2 separate regions of the Mus musculus genome follow, and region 1 is linked to region 2. The links are chromatin loops, found by intact Hi-C in ENCODE. Cell type or tissue: left cerebral cortex. All regions are shown on one strand.

The links. Hi-C counts contacts between places; a loop is a spot of excess contacts. Peaks named below come from ENCODE experiments on the same cell type or tissue, not always from the same donor. Only the 100,000 strongest peaks of a DNase experiment are listed, where the experiment ranks them.
Region 1: a loop joins it to region 2, with 3 times the contacts of the local background. A loop is called at or near these places in 4 of 42 quality-filtered maps.

Annotation. Positions count from the first base shown.
Region 1 is chr11:41,430,052-41,438,051 of GRCm38, forward strand. No RefSeq gene overlaps it. Among named protein-coding and RNA genes, the nearest start is that of A230004M16Rik, 280 kb to the right of the region's middle. In left cerebral cortex, a CTCF peak has its summit at 3,970 (motif pointing right); a DNase peak (open chromatin) is centred at 4,060.
Region 2 is chr11:42,175,206-42,183,205 of GRCm38, forward strand. Gabra1 (gamma-aminobutyric acid (GABA) A receptor, subunit alpha 1) reads right to left here and starts at 7,725. Exons shown (of 10, transcript NM_010250.5): 1 at 6,961-7,725; 2 at 4,355-4,443; 3 at 697-806. The coding sequence starts at 4,428. In left cerebral cortex, CTCF peaks have their summits at 3,312 (motif pointing left) and 4,491; DNase peaks (open chromatin) are centred at 3,098, 4,554, 4,879, 5,334 and 4 more places; H3K4me3 peaks cover 5,667 bases; H3K27ac peaks cover 3,911 bases.

The DNA of each region.
Region 1 (8,000 bases), 750 kb before region 2:
AAACTCAGAAATTTGCCTGCCTCTGCCTCCCAAGTGCTGGGATCAAAGGCGTGCACCACCACACCCAGCACAAAAGTCTTTCAACACTTCCACCCGCACCCCCAACCCCAACTCTACCTTCATGTGGGTACAGGGAGCTTAACACGGATCCAGCAGCCAGTGTTCTTCTTTCTTTCTTTTGTCTTTTTTTGTAATTTTGGGATTTTTTTTTTGCTGTTTGTTTGTTTGTTTGTTTTGACAGGGTTTCTCTCTGTAGACCAGGCTGGCCTCAAACTCAGAAATCTGCCTACCTCTGCCCCCAAGTGCTGGGATTAAAGGCGTGTGCCACCACGGTGCTGTTGCAGCCAGTGTTCCTACCTGCTAAGCCATCTCTCCAGTTCTCCAAAGTCAATTTTCTTTGTTTCATGACTGCTATGTGGTTCATGTAATTTAAAATGTTATGCAAAAGAGGTATATACTGAAAACTTAATCTCTAGTGTGGTAGTATAGAGATGGAGATGATTAAAAGAGTGGGGTCATGTTGGAGACAATTTATTCAGTGGAGCATCGTGGGAAGTACTGATATTGTCTTTAGTTCTTTGGGGAGTTTTAAGCTTTGAAGTGAGGCTGGTGTCAGCCCTGGCTTCTTGTGTGCACAGCCACTATTCACTGCCTCCAGGTGAACCCTCATTAGATTCCCATCAGATGAAGCCACTTGTGCTGGGACTCTCACATTCCAAAACTGTGAACTAAACAAATGTATTTCCTTTATGAAGAACTCAGTACTAGATATTCCATTGTGGTAATCTAAGCAGATTAATGCAGTAGTTTAGTAAATAAAATATTTGTGTTTATTTTTACCTCATTTTAAATTTTATTACATTTATCTGTATGTGCACATGCATGCACATGGGCTTCCGTACTCTACTGACACCAAGTAGGTCCTGAGGCTTGAACTCAGGTCGTCAGGCTTGGCAGTAAGCACCCTCATCAATAGAGTCATCTTACAGGACCAAATTAAAAAACAGTTAAAAAAAAAACACCTCACACACTTTAAGAATTAAGGTTACATAATTTTGCACATAATCTCTCTTAATAGGCCACAGAAGGTAATACTGCCTGTAATTGGAACTCAGCTAGCTATTCATGGCCACACCTATTCCCGGTAGAACAATAAAACAAATAAACCTAAAGTACTTGCCAGGAGTAAATTGTAATTCTCTGTTTATATCTAGATGATTTTGTGTGTGTGTGTGTGTGTGTGTGTGTGTGTGTGTGTGTCTTATGTATTTAAAGCACATGTGTTATACTATGTATGTCTTTCATCCTAATTCCTTTTGGCTTAACAAAAATCTTTCTCTGGAAAAAAACGATAGTTACAATATAAGAATAAAGATGCAGAGGTGTTCAAAAGTTTATTATATGGAAAAGGAAAGAAGATAAGAGACTCAATCTTCCTTCCTTGCTGAAGGCAGCTACCAAATCTGTAGGAGTGGTTTTACCATTGTATACTGACAAACAATTATCTGTAAAATATATCCTCCTGTTCTTTTCCCTAGTCCAAAAAAAAAAAAAAAATCACCAATCACAAACCATTTAATTAATGGTTTAATTTACTTTATTGGGCATCAAAGCTAAAGCTTTCTCTATCTCAATAGTCTTTACACTCTCCTCTGATAAAACTGGGGGCTAAATATAGTAGATTCTATTTTGCATTTTTTAGCCGTGAAATATAAATGAAAGCCTTAATTAGAGGACTTCACTGCATTCTGTGTGGTACCTCTGGCTTCTGCTTGTTAAAAGCCCTTCAGGTTTTGTACTCTTGTTGGTATTACCTTAGAAAACCTGATTATCTCTCTTCCTAACTAGATTGACCTTGAACTAACAGAATCAGCCTGCATCTGCCTTCTGAGAGCTGCAATTCAATGTGTAACAATTACACCCAGCTTTATGTGGTTTTCTAAACTTATAGTAACTTAGAATTTTTTTTTTTTTTTTTTACCATTTGTAACATCATCCAGCTTTGCAAATTCCTCTCTCATCCTGGGTGGAAGTAATGTGGACTGCTGACTCTTTGTATGTTCTCCTGACCCAGTAATCATGATGCTCCTGACTGGAGAGAGCACATAAGATCAATAATACATTGGAGAAACAAAGCTATGTGTATTTCTCTCTTTGTATATTAAAATGTATGCATCTTTGTGTGTTTGTTCTTGATGCTTTTCAAGAGGATATTCTCAGTTCTGCAGTTTTGAATTCACCATTCTCTGCTGAGCTTTCGAAGAATGGTTTTATGCCTCCCACTTAAAGCATTAATATTTTCAGGTTTCTTTGTTTTATTACGTATGCATATATTACCAGTCTAGGATTATCACTTACTGAAGATAAGCCATTGTGTATTAACCATTCTTCCTTGCCTTAAATTCATTTCTGGAACAGGGTTCAGCCCCTATGCATACATAAATAAATAATCCTCATTTTCTTGTTAGATCTGGCTTAATGCACCTCACATATAAGATATGCAATGAATATTTGCTCCTTGAATAAATAGATGAAAGAGTAAAAGAAAGATTAACAGGCTAGGGAGTGCTGGAAATGCTACCTTACACGTTGCAATTACAGGAAGATTATCATTAGCAATAATGTGTTATTGCAAATACCATTCTGCCTGATCGGATAATGTCAACATTTGTTTATTGTGCACCTGCACATGCCACTGAAGGTTGAATTATATTTTCATCCTATCATTCACCTGCTCAGAAATTCAGCACCTACCTGGGAGTGCTGCAAAATGAGTTTAGAGCTGTTTTTTTTTTTTTTTTTTTTTTTTTTCATGATGGCATTTTTATTAGCTTTGCTCTTTATCCAGTGTGCCAGCATGTGTTCAGTATGAGCATTCTGTTTCACAGTGTTCCTTTACTCATTCTCCTCTGTTACCTTCCCTGTGTCTTTCTGCCCATCCATTGTTTCTTCCTTGCTCTCTCTTCTTTTTCCCTTTCTCTCACTCTCTTTAGCAAATTTTTAACTATCTCTGTACTTCATCTTGATGCAAAAATCCTACAAACACAATGACACAGCTATCGCACTGTGGAAGCACAGAGTCCAGAGCCAAATCATACCTTTCTCCTTGCTCTGCCCAATCGACCTTTTCTCTTGATAGTTTAAGTTCTTAACCTTTACATGATCCATATAATTATGTCCCTTGCCTCCATCATGTCTGTCCTACCTCCAAAATGGAGCACCCTTTAAAAGCAGCTGACCTGTATCCAACATCTCCCACTGAACCGTTCTTCTGTAGATTTAACTCCTTATCATAAAACCATCCGTCGTATTCTCTTGTGGGATGTTTCATGTGCACTTGTGACATCATCTTCGCAATTACTAGGCAACTTTTCCGTCAGTGCTCATTACTCTTTGCAAGGAAGCTAATGGAAAAATTTGACACAGCTTGAAGAATGTAAGTATTTGTAATATCCCAGTGACATAGAGGTAGAGATTTAAGGATGAGAGAGTAAGGTATTGGGGCAAGGAAAGAGAAAAGGAAGAAAGCAAAGTGATAAGGATCCCAATCTTGTTGAATAAAACCAAAAGCTTGTCTGTAGATATTTGTCATTGAATGTTTTAGCAAATTGTGTACAGTGAGCTCTGCAAGCCTAGGACAGCATTTATTGCTGGACACGGGAGGCACTCTGTTTGATTGATATTATTATAATTTATATATATTAAATAAATACCTTTAAATGTGTTGTTGTTATTAAAATATCTAAGTTAAATTGAACAAATATTCACCTTTTTGCTGTGTACTGGGATAAGAATGTCAAAAAAGCAAAATAGGAAATTCTAATCGAATTTATACTTCAAAACAAAACCCACATATTCATTGCTTTCCGGAGGATATTTTATGTCATTAATACACACAAAGAATATAGATATACATGACTGCTTTAAAAGTCTTTTATGTGCTATGCTGTTCAAGGACATTATTATTCACTAGTAGACAATAGAGGGCAGTAGAACTATGGCTCATAACACTGATTTTAGACAAACGTACCATCCTTACCTTCATCCTATCCCCTAGAAAACATGCTCCCAACAAGTCTGATATGTTGACAAAAGAAGAAAGCTAACATCATCACTTTTGCTCTTATTTGCAGAAACTGTTTATTCTAAGAGAGGTGAATGCAGCTTCAAGACATGTGGATTCTGTAATTTTTCTTGATCCTTGTGTTGGCTTTCTGGACTTTGAAGCTTCAGTATCAGCGCTAATGCACGGCTTTTATGGTATTCATTGATGCCTAAAACAAAGTATGTGTCTTATTAAGTGAGTTCAGAGAGGAAGAAAAAGATTTCAGTCTAACCTGGTTATTAAGTATTCAATAGATGCTGATAAAATAGCACCTTAGAATATAGATATATAAATATCTAAGTGACAGAATTAAACTATTTCAAAAAATTGACTTATTGCAAACTCTGTGACTGACAGAGTGTAGCACAGGGAAATTCATGGCCTCTTTCTCATGAATTTTTATTATGTGCATATATGTTTTGGTACATACATATATATTCCTAAATAAATTAGAACACAACAATCGATTATCTAATACCAAAAGGTAACCTATGAAAAAAAATATATACAAGTACCACACTGACTGAACAGTTTATCTATTTGTTCAATTCCTTATTTTACAAAGAAAAATAGATAAAAATCATGTTGGATCTAAGTATATTCCTAACTCATATTTTTCTTCAGTTATCTGCTGTCTTTTTCACAAATTTGATCACCATCTCAGATCTACTTGGTTTAGATAAAAAATAATGTTTAAGTCAATAATGTTACTCTTCTTATAAATTTCTGGTTAATTACAAGTAACATGCTGTTTTTCCATATGTTTTTCTATGTGCTATAAACAATATAAAATTAAAAACTCATGATACCTAGATAGAGTAGATGATTGATAGATAAATAATAGATAGATAATACATATTATTCAGATAGGCAGGTGATAGAGCTGTTAGGTAAGGGACAGACGGAAAGATAGGTAGATAACGGATTGATAGGGAGGTTGAAGGAAGATAGGAAGAAGGACACATACACACATAGATGCATAGATACAAAGATATATACTGGTTGTTACAGTATATCACCAAATTATCAGTGAAAGTGACGAGAAATCTCCAGATTACAGGTTCAAGTATTTCTGTACCCAGGATTATACATTTTCTCATCATAAAGAATACAAGGTCAAACACCGATGGTACACACCTATCACCAAAGTTTGAGAGTTTCTTCATCTTCAACTCTGTGTGCAATAAAGATCTTACTTTTTCAAGTCACTCTCATACAATCTTAGTCATTATTTAAGGACATTTTCTTCCAATTTAAATAACATAAGCATGAGAAATATTGAATGAGTCTTTTCTGCAAATGATTTTATTATGCTTGAAGTTATTATGGTTATTAAAAGTATATATGTAACATATGTAGTGCACAACACAAGACACAAACACACACACATACAGAGAGAGAGAAAGAGAGAGAGGAGAGAGTTGTGTATAAAGCAGTTAGAATTCATCCTCTGAATGCTTAGATTATAAGTGTGAGCTACCATGCCTAGCTGCTTGTAGGTTGCACTGCTTTCATTGTATTTTGAAAATAATCCTTAGAACTATGTTACAAGACAACCTAATTGTGTTTTAATTTATAGGTCATTAAATTTTGCTACAAAGGAGCAAGAGAACCATTATAATATAAACAGACTCATAACTATATTGACCCAACATCTAACAACATTGACTTACAGTGAATATTTAATTAAAATAACATTGAACAGGACAAGATTAATTTCAAGGAATATCTAAAGCCAACTACTATAATAAATAAAAATACCCATTACTAAGTTTCCCTTCACTGAAAGACATTCAATACTTTCTAATATTTAACTTCCTAGTAAAACCTAGTTAAAAGTATTCCAACATTAACATTCAATGTTTCTTTTTTGGGTGGGAGTAGGAGGATTATAAATTTCGAGTATACTTTTAAACATTAATTTCAAGGAAGACAGCTTAATGACTCAATCTTTTAAAGTTAAGTGAGTTCCAGGACAGCCAGGGCTACACAGAGAAACCCTGTCAAAAAAATAAAAACAAAACAAACAAGCAAAAGCATAAAAAATTAATTAAATCTTTTATAAAACACAAATTAGCAGATTCAGATAGAAAACATAGGTGGGTACAACTGTTGGGTATAAAACAGAAATATTTAGGTGCTCAGCACATCAGTACTCCCTGAATGTGGCAGAGGATTACATTTGCATATCTTCACTGCTGAAAAAGGAAGTGAATATTCCAAGAATGTGTCACAAAAAGAACAATAAACACTTTCAGGTTAAGTAGAAAATCTTTAGTCTTCATGGTACTATGTAGAAATCTGTGACTATTTCTACTCCTCAGTGCCATTCTTATTTGTTTGTAAGATAATACAGAAAGGTATGACATTTAGTATCAAGATTATTATATTAGTGGACAGAAATCCTAGAAGAAAGTTTTTTTAAGTGTATTAAACCTATTCTTTCACCATTATTTTGCTGAAAGTATTAAACAGGAAGCTGAAAAATAATCAAGTTTCTGTGGTGAAAAATATTTGTGGTTTCCCTGCACATCTACTTCCCATGGAAACCACCTCAATGGTATTAATAAATAGGATTGTTGATTGGAGAGGGTTATCCAAACTCACAGAGGATTCATGAAACTATAGGTCATGTCAAATTCAGTAAATTCATGTTTTTTTTCCACTCCCTTAACTACTCCAAATAACATTGTGTCACTTTTGTAGTTTGAAGCACACCAGAAAAGATGCTTAAATTTCTCATTACTTCTTTACAATTCCACAGAGATAAGATTTAAATTTGAATATGTTTCCTAAACTTTTACTTGTTGGAAAATTAATTTTCCATATTCATACAATAGTTGAATGACTCAACAAAGGTTGAAACGTATGAGATGATTGGATTATCAGGATCTTTGATTCATGTCTTAATCCATACATGGATTAATGGATCATTAAGCAGCTTGATTAAAAAAGTATGTTTTACTTGCCTACCTCCTGTCTTTCCATGTCATTTCATGCTGCCTTAGATCTCTCCAAAGTCCCTATTAAAACAAAAACTCGGCAGATGGAGGCCCCTGCCCTTGAACTTTTGAGTTTTCAGAGCTATAAAAATTAGTTTTGTTTCCTAAATCACTTTCTCTCAGGTGTTCTATTAAAGTAAGAGATAGCAGTCAGAGATCCTATGGATATTGAATTCTGTGGCATATGATTTTTTTTTCTTCCATTAAGTTGATAACTTCTATTTCTTCACTTAAAGAAAACACCTTATGACTTTCATTTAGTGTGTCTGAGTTGTCAGCAGACACCTGTCTTTATATCAGGAGTGTTACTAAAATGAGAGTTTCTTGAACAGATGTACTATTAAAAAAGGTGCCCCCTGATGTTAGAGTGACTGACACTATATTAGTAGAACCATTCTATCCTTAATAACCACCGTGTAGCCACCAAACACTTGCCAAAACAGGAACAAAGACTTAAATCATAGGTCTAGAAAAGGCCCAAGTAAAAAGTCCCTTAATGTAGAAATTATATGTTTCTGGCTCCTATAGATCTGCTTCTTGCTAAGTGAAGTGCTAACTGAAGCCAACTAGAATGTAATTTCTGAGAGTAAAAGTCTAAGAACTGTGATGCTCAAGGCTAGGTGATTTGGGTAAATTCCCCCTGCAGCCATCTCTGTCAATTAACATGTTCTTTCTGGCTTTGAGAGTGTCAGTGTGATGGTGACTGATAGCCTTACCACACACTATTGGACTATGATAATAATAATAGTAAGGACTGCTAAATAACCATGACTTGGTAGATACAACATGGATACCATAGATGAAGGAATGACACATCCTATCCAGGATGAAACAGAATAGCTATAAATTTCTTCATACTACAAAGAGTAGCATGCAATTTAAAACACAGTTTG
Region 2 (8,000 bases):
AGGATTAATGTGTGTATATACATACATATGTGTGTATCTATTACATATATATACATACATATATGTATATATATATGTGTGTATATATATATATAATCAAACATTAATTTCCTCTGAACAAATTCATTAGTCAATTAATCAACTAATTATTTTTTAAAGAAGCATTAAAATTTACTAAAGAGAACTAAAGAATTACATTCAATTACATGGTTAAAAAATAAAATATTACCATTTATTTTATTCACTTTTGATCAAGGATATGGGGTCATATAACACAAAGATATGATTGGCTACACAATCTTCTAAAATAAGTATTTCCAGCATAGAATTATAGATACCCTTTTGAATTCAGTACAGATATAAGAGGTGAAGTTAATAAATCTTATACCGAAAGGGAGAATATTATCTTCATTTTTGTACAATCAATTTATCAGACAGAAAAATTGTGTTTTCAAAAATACATATCTCTTTTGTGTCATTGTGAGAATTTTGTGCCTGTTCATCACTATATATAGCTATGTGCACAAAATGATCTTAGTAAATTGAACTAGCACTGAGTGGACTATTAAAATATGATGAATTATCAGTCAATATGCTAACATTTTTGTTTACTGCTTGAAGAGAAATTAGAGATAAATAGGTAAATATTTAATAATACTAAACTTTCTCAAAGAAAAATGTGAGAGTACAACTCACCTCCCAAACCTGGTCTCAGACGATTGTCATAACCGTCCAGCAGTCGGTCCAAAATTCTTGTGAAGACAGTGGTGTTGTCTTTAAGTTCATCTTGGGAGGGCTGTCCATAGCTGAGGGAAGGATATAGAAAATAATAGCATCAAATTTCCACTAAAACCTCTTTCGATTCAATGCCTTCCTCAGAGTTTCTTACTTAACTTGCTATTGGGAGTTTGAATGTCATTAAGACTCTCGTCCTTGTCTCCTGTGTGGCCTCATTGGTGGTAGGCTTTTAGTTTTAATATAGAAAATGAGTTCTAACTCTACGTTTTCAGCTCTCAGCACAGCAAGTTCTAGAAGAGACATACCTTCTCTGAGCAAAGAAGACTGTTAACTCATACTGTAAGAAACAATTTGGAGGGCTTGATCTATATTATTTATCTTCTACGTATGTATATCTATATGTGAGTTACACAATGAATTCAAAGGTTCTTTTTTATTTAGTATGCAAATTTTTAAATATCAAAACTCCTTCCATTTCGTTTCCATACATTTTTTATTTTGATTTTTTGGATGTTCTTTTAAGATATTTAGGAAAGGAAGATACATAAATCATTTATTATGTTATTTATATTTTTATGAGTGTATTGATTTCCCTTAAGATGTATGAAGCAATGAAGATTCATTCAAACCTTTATTTTCTTTAACTTTGGTCATTTCTGGGTTTAGACATAGTAGAAGTGTTGGGAAAAGCCAACACGATGTAAGATGCACTCTAGATATAAGGTGGCATCGTGTTTTAAGACACAACTACTTAAGGGCAAAGCAGAGGTCAGAAATGAGTTTTTTTCACTTTCTGGAATAAGACTTTATTTTCAACCTTCTGTAGAGGAACGGTCATTCCTGTTCTTTCTGTTTGGGGCTATAGTCTTTCAGTATTATTATTCTAGCTTTCAACCACATAGGGATGCACTTCCTATAACTTGTGTTTCTATACCAACCGGTCTATTATCTATGCAGAATTAATCGTGTTTTATGTAATGACCAGCATGACACCTTCAAATCCTCAGAGAGAAGCAGTTTCTATCTTAGAAAAAATTACACTTGCTGACAAATCTCAGTGAAAGCTCTGACCTTGAATGAAAAGCTTAAGTAGGTACAGGGTGTAAAATTAAGAAAGGGAAATAAACCTATATACTTTATATTTAAATTTTAGTATTCTTTTTGTTTCACTTGTACATAGTTATATGGTTAATAAATAAATGTGAGCAAAATAATGGTGTTTTAAACCGGAATTCACTTCTTTGACAGGGATGCCAAATATAATCTATTTTCACCTCAGAAACAAATGCTGTTTTGCAAATAATTAATTTTGTATAAGCAAAATTCAGACCACTTCCTTTTTTCTTAATTTTATAAAATTTTATTTAAAACTTGCAGATATATAACACACCATACACCAAATTAACCACAGTCAATAGAAGGGACTAAGGAAGGACTGAATGTAAATAATGGCCACTTTAAAGATGCAAAGTTAATTTATTTTTCTAGTACTGATTCTTTCATGGATAAATGCATAAAAGATATTCAATACTGAAAGTATAAACTTTAATGTGACTCTTCACTGCTTCTGTTTGAATGCCTATCCTAACTGTATGGACATTAACTGAGTTGTATATACTTTCAAAGACTGCTTTTCTGATAAAGTTTTAACTTGATAGTTATACGTAAAATTTCTCTATGGCACTAAATATATGGAATTTATTTCCACAAGACCATTTTTCATTTCATTAAATTAAACATTAATCCATTCATGTCACACAGATTAAGAGCTTATTCTCATTTGGCAAAATTAAACACCTTGTTGTTTTATTTTATTTCTTAAATCAAGTTCTCAGTGAGTTTGTGACTTCCTGCGTGTCTCATTGGCAGATGACAGTAGTAAGGTAAAAGCAAGATCGGCTTTCAGAAAGTAAATACTTGTAAAAATTCAATGTCACAAAAACAAATACCATCCATCATCTTTCAAGGACACTGGAAGGTCGTGTTGATAAAGACAAAGAGATGTGAACACATCTAGGGATTCAGGAAACTCTCCATAGAGAAAACTCTTAGGGGGGAAGCAGTGAAATTAGGAAAGAAAAGATGATAAGTTAGAGAAACAACAGAAGGTGATTAGACTGCTAACACAGCCCTCAGAATCCCGGGTATCTGTTACCTTTATCTGTGCGTGTGGTGTGTTTCCACAGCTTATGTAAAACACAAGAAATTGTTTAAGCTTATGAATCTTGCTGTCAGCAATTGTTTGAATTGGAATGCAAATACCAAAGAGATCAGCCCCTTCCCAAACAAAACCAGCCCTGTTATTCCATTTGGAATGGGAATCTTTCTTTACTGTGATTTTGTAATCAGGCTCATCTTCAACCTTACATCTAATTTCCTATTTAAATTACAACTGCCACAGAACTCAGGAGAGGAACTAAGATGACTTTGGGAGTGAATAAATACTAATAACAACACAGAATGCCCTAGACTGAATACTCATTTTTGAAGAGAAATGTCAGTTACTGAACCTGCTTTTGATTCCACATGAACAACTCTGTAATAAAACACTGTGCACTAACTCCATCTACAGGTCATTATAATAGTAACACTCCATATAATTTTTCAAAAATCACTGATCACTTAACTCCTGAAATTAAGAGTATCAGACTGTAATATGCATCTTCTTCTTCCGATATTTGTTTATGCGATAATACTAAAAAGTAACACAGCCAGCATCTCATTTTAAACCAATCCTCAGAAATGTCTGCCTTTCCAGATGATTCCATAGCTCTGATTTTTACTCATAAAGATTCACTTCCTATTACACTTCAAGGAGTTTAGGATTTTATTATATGCTGAACACCTTTTAGTAAGGCACAAGAATAGACTAGACAAAAAACTATTAAAGTAGAGAACAATATAAAATATTTGATCATTTAGATAAATGCTATTACAATCTCATGTTCTTTATTGGATCATTAGAAAATACATTTATTAGTTCAACTTACTGAAATTGATTCACAACATTTCTTCTTGATATTAATACTAAATGAGCAAAATTTAATTTTTATCTAGTATTTTACAGCAATCATCTGGTATATTCTATCTCTATTGATTTTATTAACCATGGTTTAAAACACAATATACATGTGTTTCTAGTCATGTGGCATTCACGTTATAAATATTATTTTAACTTATTTTTATTCTAAAATATTATTTTAACTTCCATGCTTTTGTGAGTTACTCTATGATTTTGCAAATAGTTAGAAAATTTCCTATTGAAAACTTAACTTATAACTATCTAGTAACTTTTCCCATAAATTAGGAAATTATATATTTTTTGCTCAGTTACAAATGAAAACTAAAAAGTTGTTTCAGACTTAAGAGTTGAATTCATACATTTCCTAGTTTAAATTTAAAAGTAAAGCTTGTTAAGTGTATTCTCGTGAGCATCCAAACAAGAAAGTTATTTTCATGTTCTATTCTTCTTTAGTCTTAGCTGAAATTTTATTGCAGTAAAGTTTTCTGAATTCCCTTAGTCATGAATTCATCCATGGACAATTTTCTTCCCCCTGATGGAATAAATAAAAAATTACAGAAATTGTCATGCAGATTTTAAAGAAAATGCCCCCACCTTCTTCCCGACAGTGTGCTCAGAATGAGGGTCCAGGCCCAAAGATAGTCAGAGAGACCCCGACTTTTCTTCATCACGGGCTTGCACAGCTGAAAAGTGGAATAAGTAGAGATCAGTGTGTCTTGCAAGAAACATCAGGTTATAACCACTAGGGCTGACTGAGGCAGTTCCGATGAATGCTTTGAAGTCAGGAAATGACCTCACTGGAATATGACACTCATTGGAAGCAATGGAAACCTGGCCCATCCACTCCCCACCTTCCGTACCACCTTTCCATTCAGAAATGTACCAGAATTTTAATTTATCCTATAAAACTTGAAATGGTTTCAGGTGACAAAATTACTCTAGAGTAGCCTTTGCATTTCTATTACTTGCTGATTTATTCAAAACGACCTTTCTGATTCGGGTCCCTGTGGTGGAATCTGTACTGAAAGGTTTAAACTTGGTGTCTCTAAAAGGAGGGCATGTGGTTACGTGGGATCTAGTAGACTAACACCTCTGTTGACAAAATGCATCCCTGAATTCTGGAGATACCTTGATTTCAGAAGCAACTGTATCTGCCTCTTTATAAAAACCATTGGAAACACACTGTTGAATGCCAGAGTCGTGCTTCTCCTCTGTGGTTGTTAAATATGCTCACTAATGTTTCTGTGAAGCTAAAGGATACACTTTAAAGTCAGGCCATGTGCTGGGCTCTCTCTCTCTCTCTCTCTCTCTCTCTCTCTCTCTCTCCCTCTCCCTCTCCCTCTCCCTCTCCCTCTCCCTCTCCCTCTCCCTCTCCCTCTCCCTCTCTCTCTCCCTCTCCCCCTCTCTCTCTCCCTCTCTCTCTCTCTCTCTCTCTCTCTCTCTCTCTCTCTCTCTCTCTCACACACACACACACACACACACACACACACATCAATGCACACAAACATACCCACACATATCTTGTAAGCGTCCTTTAATTTCTTCCAGGGTGCTGCTAGAAAACACTTTGTCTCCAACAGATGGAAGCTTAAGTGGTTTGCTTCGCATGAAAAGGAGGGTATATTTATTCCCACTTAGGTAAATTGCAATCAATCATTATCTGATTGTTGAACTTGGATATGGTAGGAGGATACTGGAGGAATAAATGTGTATGGAACAGAAGAGTTATAGAAATGTCTATGTGTGTGTGTTATACATTCACATAATTATGTGTATATACATAATTATTAAGCCAAATTTTAAAATCCTGAGCACTACCTGGCTAAAAAGCAGATGTAGTTACTTAAATGCACTGAAATTAATCCTGGTCCTACTATGAAAACTATTACATGTATTTTATTTTCCCACTTTCTCGATTCTTAACTCCTTAGTAGGGTCAACCGTGAATAGATGGAAGCTTTATAAAACCCAGGGTTTTTTTTTGTTTTTTTTTTTTTTTTTTTTTTTACATTAAGCATTCTCTAGGTCCATGTGGTATGTATGCCTTTAAATACATCAACAAAATGCTTTCTACACTCTCCCGGATCATTCCAATCAGTAAGAACCATCACACACAGCCATGTAAGCAGGGAAGCAGAATTCATTTAGAATGAAATTATGTAGAGATAAGCACCGTGAGCTTCCTCATAGTGTTCTCTTAAATGTAGTGACCGGTTTTGACACACAGGAGTAGACTATGACAGGGTATCTTGGATAAATATCATTATGTGAAAATATTGCATCCAAATGGCACAATGGTAATTCTTTCTTTAAAGCATGTTTTAACATCTGTTTTGAAGAGGAAACAACTTCTCTTAACCCTATTAATCGCCACTGATTCTAGAAAAGGAAAGAAAGTCTTGAATGGGTGAGAGAATGAGATTCCCATGGCAAGACACCATAGCTCTTGCACTCTTCTCATATTTGCAGAAAAACAAACCTGCCGTGGCACTTCAGTTGTGGAGGAAGAAAGTTTCTTGCGAATACAAACAGAACAGTTGAAAGGCAGCACGAAGCTGTCTCTTGCCCCCTTTCCACCTCCATCCTTCCCCTCTCTAGAAGCATGCTCCACTACCCACCTCCCCTGCCACCCAGAGCAAGTAAGTTCAGCTTCTCATTTCCAGAATGGGAGAGACCCCTACACCAGAGGGCATTTCAGCTGTGGTGGCTGGAAAGGGGAGAAGAGACGTGTTCAAGCAGGGTGAGCCAGTCTTCCCTAGAATGGAGCAGGGTGACAGGTTTTTGGTCCTAACCTCTTAACTTTAGCTGATGGCAACCCCCAGAGCCACTCCCCAACTCACCGCAGCTCCCCTTGGACAGAAAAAAAGAAGAGGAAAAGAAAAGAAAAAAGAGAGAAAGGAAAAAAAAGAAGAAGAAAGAGAGATCAAAACAACATGTCACCACCCACCCCTCAGGGTACATTCTAATCTTCCTTAAAGAGGAGAGCAGGAAGAGAGAGAGAGAGCGAGAGAGAAAAATCTACTCCTATAAGGCTGCAGTTTTCACCCTGAAAGAAGAAAACATTCCTTGTTTCTACCTGCTCCCAGCTTCAGCTCCTGTCCTGCTCCTGCTCGCTTCCCTGCTAGAACATCTCTGCCTCTCCAGCTAGGACAAAGGCAGGTTGCAAGCACTGGGCGATCGTGGTCCGAAGTCTCACTTACCTCGGGGCCCCCTCTGGGCACCGGATCGCTCCAGACCCGGGAGAAAAGTGTGGGAGAGAGGATCGCGGTGAGTCGGAGCTGCGCGAGTCTGCGAGCGCGGGCGCGCCGGGCGGAGGGCGTCCTCGCGCCGCGCTCACTCACACGGTCTGAGGCATCATGGACTCTGCGTGCTCCTGCACTGGAGATTTCATACCCAAATTTGCTTCCCAATATCCAATCTGCAGCTATACAACAAAAGATTTCTCTGTACCAAGACAGTAGTAATACGTCCCAGCGCAAACCGGATGTGAAATAGGCGGTGACTTCATGCCAGAGAGATTTTATTTTAGAAAGGAAGGTGGTACCAGCCACTGGATCTGGACACCAATCCGCCCATTTTTTATATGCAGCGCAATTTAACTTGCACTCTGGCCCTAATCCCCATCTCTGTAGCTGCCGGCTCAAATCCTTCTTCAATCTGCTGCAAGCATTCCTCTATTTTGGGGGGGAAGGGGGACTGAAAAATGGGGGAAGGGAAGGGTAGAAAGGGTTAGAGATGGGGGCCACTCTTAGGATCTTTTCTCTCTTGATATTTATGAGCATACTCTTCTAAGGTGTGCTCATTAAAGCACAACCGATCCTTGTAACTCTGCTACCTCTGATCAAATATTTAACCACTGCATTCATATGAATGAACGCAAGCTAGGAAGCAGGGAGATGTAGGCTTACACGTGTGGAGAGCGCTCTGTCCTCGACTTGCTCTCCCTCGCACACTCCCACACATATGGCTAAATCCCTGCTTGTTGCAGAACCAGGACGAGTGAGGGACAGTAGGAAGAACCCTGTTTGCTAGGGAACGGCCCCTGGGCTTAGAGTCCTTCATACTTTGTCAGATTCCGAGTGCTTTGCATCCCGCCTTTCATCTACAGCATAGAGGACAGCCAGACAGGCTTCGCAAACGGGTTTTTAACCTTTGCGTGCGTTGTCCTGAAAAAGCACAGACTCCCTTAACTCTGAATTTTGCAAGGTTTTCGAACACGGAATATTTAACTTCGCATAAA